3 separate regions of the Homo sapiens genome follow, and regions 1 and 3 are each linked to region 2. The links are chromatin loops, found by intact Hi-C in ENCODE. Cell type or tissue: heart left ventricle. All regions are shown on one strand.

Region 1 (2,500 bases), 130 kb before region 2:
GCAGCGCGTTGGACTCACCCAACTTAACTGCCTCGTTGTACTTGAGCAGTGCCGCCTCCACCTGGCGCTCGCGGTACAGTCGGTTGCCCTCGTGCCGGAGTTGCGACGCTCGCGCTGGGCCTGGAAACAACTTGCCGAGGAGGCCGCTGAGCACCACGTTGACTCGCAGCGGCGGCGGCGGCTGCTGCCCAGCCCGCCGGGCTCCACGCGCCCGCCCAGTGGCCACCATCAAGGCGGAGAGCTTGACCCCGCACAGCGCACAGCGCCGGTCGGCGGCCCGCCCACGTTCCAGGCACAGTTTACAAAAGGTGTGGCCACACGACAAGGACACGGGGTCTGATAGAAACCCATGACATTTCCGGCACTTAAAGCCGTCCCACACCTCGGTGGCCGCCGCAGCCGCGGCGGCCCCCGTCTCTTCCGCCGCCACGGTGCCGCTTGCAGTGCTACCCTCGTCCGGGGGCGCCGGCGCCAGCGCCTCGCCTTGCGGGACTTTCTCCGCCAGGCAGCGCACCAGCTGCTCCAGCTGCTCAGCCACCAGCTGCTGCCGCTCGGAGAGCTGTCTATACACCTCGAGGGCTTCACGGATTCGCCCCCGGGACGCCAAGGCGTCTGCCTGCGTGAGCAGGACTTTGCTCTCCGGCGTTGAGGTCCCCGGAGACTGCTCTTGCTCTGGCTCCCGCGTCGGTAGAGGTGCGGGGCCCTCTGCAGCCACCTTTGGGTGGGGGCCCATGTCTACTTGGGCCGCTGATGCCCCTCGCTCCGCCGACTCCAAGTTGTCGCTGCTGACCTCAGCGGGCAAGCTCAGCATCTGTTCGATCCGTACTGACTCCATGGGAAGAGGGACACGGGAGGAGACGAGGCGTCTAGGGACCGGGGACACGAAGCAAGGAGTGGCAGCTGGAGGAAATCGGGGCAGCCACCGCCGCCATGCCACCGAGCTCCTGACCCTGCCGCGCCTCCGGGAGCTCCATGCCGGCCGCCCCGCGCCGCCTAATAACTGTCTTGTCTCAGCAAAGTGTTATATAAAACGGTACCACGTGACGTGCCGCCACGCTGTTCATTGGCCGGCGGCGGGGAAATTGTTACAAAACCAGACAGTTTTGTAACAGTGTTGCTCTTGCTTCTTTGGGCTTCGCTTTTCTTGGCTTCTTTTTGAGGTTGTTTGTGTTTACACTTCGCCTTATTCCTCCTCACCACCTGGTTCTTTTTCGGAAGTGGGGTTGTGGGGTGGGGAGAAACTCAGTGTCTTCTCTTGGGCTTCTCAGTCTCCAAACCCCACTCCATCCCACCTCCAAACGGGCCAGCAAACAGGTCCCCTCTGCCAGCCGCTGACCAGCGGCCCCCCACTCCTCCCAGGAGAGGCTGGTACCTCGAGGTGCACAGTCCGCAGGGTCTTCCGGGACGCCTAAGACTCTCCCTCTTGGGGGAGATGGCTGCTGTCAGGGAAAGGAAGCAGGTTGGGAGGGGTATCCGTGAAGCCCCCCCACACACACACAACCCAGTCCCAGCCCGAGAGCCCTGGGAGCCCCGCCTGGGTTCCTTGCCTTCTCCCAGGAGCCTCCCAAAGGTGGTGAATTCGGTTTCTGAGGGTGCTTGGTGTTCTGTGCCAAGAGTGACTCAGAGCAGCGGGTCCCACCGGCGCAGAAGTTGGGCAGCGCTCGCTGGACAGTGAGGAACTCGCGGAGAAGATGCGCTTGCCGGCTCAGCCCTGGGAGGGAGATGCCCCGCTAACTCCCCTCTTTACCTCTCTACCCCCAACGCCAGAACTAGCGCTGGGGCAGGCGGTAGGCGCCCAGCTGGAGACACACCAGGCCGGCCCCTGGAGCCACTGGCCGGATGGGCGCGGCAGGGATGTACCCGGCCTGCTGGGGTCGGTGGGTACTCTGGGGGCGTGGGAGAGTGGCAGGGGGAAGACGCGAGCTGAGAGCGCTATTCAGGAGAAAGTCCGCGAATCCCGGCACAGCCCAGTGGCAGACCGAATAGCCTCCAGGTTTGTCGCTCCTGAGCGCTGCGCGGGAAGGGTACAACTGGGCACGAGCCTCAGCGCCTGGTTTACAATGGCTAGGGGGCCTCGACGGTGTCCTACACACTTCCTGAAGGCGAGCGGGGTGGCCAACTGCACACTCTTTGTCTGCCTTGAACCCCCACATTTAGGACGGGAACCAAGCTCACAAATGAGCAGACAGAAAACGGTATAGTCGCACTGCTCCAAGCAGGGAGGCAGGGACTAGGCTTGCCGCTGGCTCAGTTGGCCTTCAGAGCCTGCGGGCTCTTGGGCAGTGCCAGGTTGCCGCCCCAGGGGCCTGAAGACCTATTGTTGCCCCCTGCTGCAGCCACCTCTTAGCCAGATGACCTTGGGGAAGTCAAACTTTAGAATCCATCATTTTTGCTTCTGAACAAATGTTAGAGCTGATCTTACTTGGGATTAAGTCATGTTTCAGAGTTGGGTTATGGCAGGCCCCCTCGGGTCTCTGCTTCTCTTTAGGTAGTTAAACCA
Region 2 (2,500 bases):
GGTGAGGCTGCTGGTAGTGGTTCACGCCTGTAATCCCAGCACTTTGGGAGGCCAAGGCGGGTAGATCACCTGTGGTCAGGAGTTCGAGACCAGCCTAGCCAACATGGTGAAACCCCGTCTCTACTAAAAATACAAAAATTAGCTGGGCATGGTGGTGGCATGCCTGTAATTCCAGCTACTCGGGAGTTGGAGACAGGAGAACTGATTGAACCCAGGAGGCAGAGGTTGCAGTGAGCCGAGATCGTGCCACTGCACTCCAGCCTGGGCGACAGAGTGAGACCGTCTCAAGAAAAAACAAAAACAAAAACAAAAAAAAACAAAAACAAAAATAAAACCGTGGTGAGGCCAGGCATGTGGCTCACGCCTGTAATCCCAGCACTTTGAGAGGCCAAGATGGGCGGATTACTTGAGGTCAGGAGTTCAAGACTAGCCTGGCGAACATGGTGAAACCCCATATCTACTAAAAAATACAAAAACTAGCCGGGTGTCGTGGCGGGCGCCTGTAATCCCAGCTACTCAGGAGGCTGAGGCGGGAGAATTGCTTGAACCCAGGAGACAGAGGTTGCAGTGAGCCGAGATCGCGCCATTGCACTCCAGCCTGGGCGACAGAGCAAGACTCTGTCTCAAAAAAAAAAAAAAAAAGACCGTGGTGAATTAAGTTTCTGAGACATTTCTGTCAGTTGGGACTTGGGGCTGTGCTGCATAGACATCACAGCCAGCATCTCAGTCTGAGAAATTGTACGATGTCTTGAGGTGTACAACGTGTTTCCAGTTGAGTGACCCCAGTGTGTAGTCTAGATACTCCCTGGCCTTTCTGCTGGTTTAAGTGTGAGAGTGCCTAAGGCCTCTACACCAAGCAAGAAACTAGTCAGTTAACAAACTCACGTCTTGAAACTCCCCAGCCCAGTTCACAACCAGGTGAATTGTTCTATTACAGCATATCTATGAAAATGATCGATCAAATTACTGATTTGATTTTCTCCTTTTTTTGGAGGGTGGGCAACTGGGTAAGTGCTTATTGGGCAAGGATGTCCGGCCAGATCAGCCAAAAGATACAAAGTCCATCCCGTCGGCCCGTCCCCTGGGGTACTACAGGGGAAATCTCATCTCTCCAAGGCCGGTGGGGAGGCACAAAGGGATTTAACAGCACCTCTCCTGGCTAGGGGAAAGGCTGGGACAAAGTCCCTCCTTTGTTGCATTGCGGGAAGGGCCAAACCTGCCACAATGTCAGGGTGAGGTGTCTGTTCCCGGGGCCTCCTGGTGACCGGGAAGCTCATGCGACTGCTCCCGGACTTCAGTCGCTTTCGCCGCTGCAGCCCCACCGTCCGGCCCGGGCATGGCGAAACAAGCAGGCGGTGGAGGGAGGAAACCAGCCCGAGCCAACCGCTCATTCCTCGCAGCCGTCCGGGGATCCCCAGGCGGTCCCCTACGACCCTGCGCGTGACCCCCCTGTCACGTGGCCGCCGTCCCTTTCGGGATGCACCATTGCTTCTGGCGCCCCCTGGTGACCAGAAGAGAGCAGAGCTGGCACCGCGAGGGCGAGCCTGCCGGTCCGCTGGACCCTACGCGAGCCGGCGGCGCTGTCTGGGCCCCCGCGGCGGAAATGGCCCCGCCGGTGGCACCAGGGCGTGCTCCGCGAAGCCCAGGGAGCTGACCCAAGCCCGAACTGGAGTGGGTGGAAGCCGCTTCCACCCTTTCCTCCCTTCCCCCGAAAGGGAAAAGGACCTCTAAGAAGACAGAATGGCCAGATAATTATCTTGAACCTGGATTCCAGCTCCTTGTGCAAAAACAGAAGAATAAGGCAGGGTTTTGGAGTTTATGTTTGTTTGTTTGATTAAGAGGGTTTTGCTGATGCTCCTGAAAACATGTATTTGTAGCCCCGAGATTGTGAGCTAATTATTACTTCTGAGTCTCATTCTCCTCTTCTATAAAATAGGGACAATAATGGTGAAGTGTTTGTGAGGATTCACAGGTGTTTGTGAGGAGCAAATGAAATAATCCACCTGAAGGTTTTAGCAGACAGGTTTAAGCTACTTGTTTAGCTTTAAACCAGCTAGTTTAGCAACTAACTCAGGTCTCAGTAAACACCTTCGAGAAATGAAAGGATTTTGACACCATAAAATAAACACGTGCCTAAGGTGAATTGTCCATTAAAAATGTATGTATATGGGAATTAAAACCATCTATCCCCAAACTCGGCCTGGACACTGAGAATCAAAAACCCCACTGTAGCATCTACATAAAAAGGACTTTGCTAATCCACTGTCTTCATTCGCATTACTTTTCCAGGACGTTCTCTGCAGGCGAATAGTTTCTGCATTACAGGATCTTCTGCAAAGGCCCATCAACTCGTCAATGGACAGCACCAACAGTTTGCACTCTAAAATTTTTTGAATGCCTCTCATTAAAATCCTCCTCTTGCTGCTTACACCAATCCTAGAATGTTGGTATCTCGTGGTTCTTACCCAATCCCAATCAAATCCCAGCATTGAAAGACTCA
Region 3 (2,500 bases), 360 kb before region 2:
GACACCATGGGAAGATGCCCTTACCAGACACCACGCTGGTGTCATGATCTTGGACTTACCAGCCTCCAGAACTGTGAGAAAATACATTTCTGTTCTTTATAAATTACCAGGTCTCAAGTATTTTGTTATAGCAGCACAAATAGACTGAGACAAGATGGCAAATTACTTTGCTGAAATGGCCGGAATAACTGTATTCACTCAATGTGACTTTGCTCCATGAATCAACCGGGGACCCCTGATGGTATGTGATGGGTAGCTGGCCTTGCTGTTTCAAAATAATTTAGTAGATAAAGGCCCCCTGAAATAAGGGGTCTGATTTAATAAGAAGTCTGATTTATAGACTTTTTGTTTTCAAGTAAAACAGTAACCTCAACTAACACCTAACAGGATGTAACTAAGTAGAGGTTCCCTTGACCTTTGTTAATGAATAACGTAATTAGCACATAATTAGCATGCAAATTGATTCTACTTTTAAACTAGCTGAACTGTCTCACAGTCACTTTTATTCAGATGATTAATTTTCATAGCTTGCTGTTCATTTTTTATAGTTGGGGCAAAGGTAAACCTCAGCTGCCTGTTATAGTACTCATCAAGTATTGTGAGTTACGGCTCTTTCAATTAATGAGACTTCACTCTGTTTTTTTTTTTTCAACTTTTATTTTAGATTCAAGGGGTACATGCGCAGGTTTGTTACAAAGGTATATTGTAAGATGCTGAGGTTTGGAGTACAATTGAACCTGCCACCCAGATAGTGAGCATAGTACCCAATATGTAGTTTTTCAACCCTTACCCACCTCCCTTCCCCGCTCCTTTTATTCCCCAGTGTCCGTTGTTCCCATCTTTATATCCATGTGTACCCAATGCTTAGCTCCCACTTGTAAGTGAGAATATGTGGTATTTGGTTTTCTATTTCTGTGTTGGTTTGCTTAGGATAACGGTCTTCAGCTCCATCCATGTTGCTGCAAAGGACAGGATTTCATTATTTTTATGGCCGCACAGTATTCCATAGTGTACATGTACCACATTTTCTTTATCCAATCCACCATTGGTGGGAACCTGGGTTGATCCCTTGTCTTTGCTAATGACTTCATTCTGTTTTTCAGAAGTCAAACCAAGGCTCCATTTTCATGCCAAATGAAGAGTTTAAAGCTGAGACCAAATCATGTAGAAAAAAAAATATGCATGTGTGAAATACATCTATCTATTCACCTATCTATCTATCTCTCTATCTATCTAATCTATCTATCTGTCTATCAAGCACACATACTCCATACTCTCCAGCAGCAAGGAATAATACACACTATGGGAAACCATGGCCATCTCAAGAAGAGAGTGTTAGAAAGCACTTATAGGACTTGGGCTTGTGTCCTGTGATTTTTGGAGGATTTAAGGAAGCTGGTGTTGGCTCTAGATTGGATGCTATCAGGAAGCGGGGCCAATTCTGTGACTAGGTATTCTTATTTAGAGAGTATCCAGAGAGAGGGCAAGCTAGTGAGGCTAAAGCTGCAATTGGCAAAGAAGCAACGAAGAAGCAGCAATCACTCTTATTAGCCAGGAGAGGGGGACATTTGATTCTTTATGTGGCTTGGGCAATGTTCATGTTTAGTCTTTGTTAAGACATAATTATGGTGTGGTCTGGTTTTTGCCTTCGTTGATCGTTGTCACAGAGTGGCCTTGTCTGATGTTGCCGTTCTGTGAGATTGTTCATGCTCAATAGGAGATCACCATGGTCCAGCTGTAAGTGCAAGGACAGCTACCACCAACACCAAGACCTAGCTGATGGTACCAGGGCAGCTCCTGGATGCCAGGGAACGCATCTCTTTCTTTATGTACATATTACTGTACTATATTGTAGTAATGTGTGTACACACACACACACATATATATGTATATACATGTACATATATCCATATTCCCATAACCCAGAGTCAACTACAATTAACTTAATGTTCTTCTTTCTTGTCATTTTTTCAGTGCCAGGTTTCATTTATTGGTTTTCTTCGCATCAAGACTTTAAGCCTGTTTGGCTACCTTAGGAGACACTGGTTTTCTCTTCTGAAACATTCACAAAGTTAGTATATTCAATTTCACTCCTTCCCCAACATCATTCTTCAGTTCTCCCCTCATTCTATGATGGTCTTTCTCCCTTCTAACTCATTAATCTCTCTTTATCTCCACATCCATCAGAAGCTTCCATCCTACTTGGGATTCACTTGGAATTCACTATGAGGCCACCATGGCCTCTCCTGGAGAGGTTTGCATGTTGACAGCTTAGAGGACCTAGTGGGTCCCTACCCCACATGGGAGAAAAGAGGGCTAGGCTAAAGGAAGGCTGCAAGTTCAGGTACAGCAAATGAGAGGAGGGGTAGGCACTCTGAAATTACACTGTGCAGATTTTAGGCCTCCTCGGTTTTTGGGTGGGGTGGGGGGTGCCCAACTTGATGGAACAGAAGATTTGAATCCAAACACGTGACCAAATTGGGGTTCTGATCATCCTCTG

What was found. A loop is a pair of places that touch in the nucleus more often than their neighbours do. Peaks named below come from ENCODE experiments on the same cell type or tissue, not always from the same donor. Only the 100,000 strongest peaks of a DNase experiment are listed, where the experiment ranks them.
Region 1: it touches region 2 in a loop (2.4-fold over the local background); 20 of 110 quality-filtered maps call a loop at or near these places.
Region 3: it touches region 2 in a loop (4-fold over the local background); 2 of 110 quality-filtered maps call a loop at or near these places.

The regions. Positions count from the first base shown.
Region 1 is chrX:118,973,116-118,975,615 of GRCh38, reverse strand. LONRF3 (LON peptidase N-terminal domain and ring finger 3) reads right to left here and starts at 998. Exons shown (of 11, transcript NM_001031855.3): 1 at 19-998. The coding sequence starts at 835. In heart left ventricle, no CTCF peak of the experiment used is centred here; DNase peaks (open chromatin) are centred at 65, 545, 1,025 and 1,695; H3K4me3 peaks cover 2,148 bases; H3K27ac peaks cover 562 bases; H3K27me3 peaks cover 1,058 bases.
Region 2 is chrX:118,838,492-118,840,991 of GRCh38, reverse strand. LINC01285 (long intergenic non-protein coding RNA 1285) reads right to left here and starts at 1,436. Exons shown (of 7, transcript NR_110393.1): 1 at 1,217-1,436. RefSeq lists a silencer at 1,569-1,638. In heart left ventricle, CTCF peaks have their summits at 1,308 and 1,510 (motif pointing left); a DNase peak (open chromatin) is centred at 1,491; H3K4me3 peaks cover 1,141 bases.
Region 3 is chrX:119,193,886-119,196,385 of GRCh38, reverse strand. No RefSeq gene overlaps it. Among named protein-coding and RNA genes, the nearest start is that of PGRMC1, 41 kb to the left of the region's middle. In heart left ventricle, a CTCF peak has its summit at 1,554 (motif pointing right); no DNase peak of the experiment used is centred here.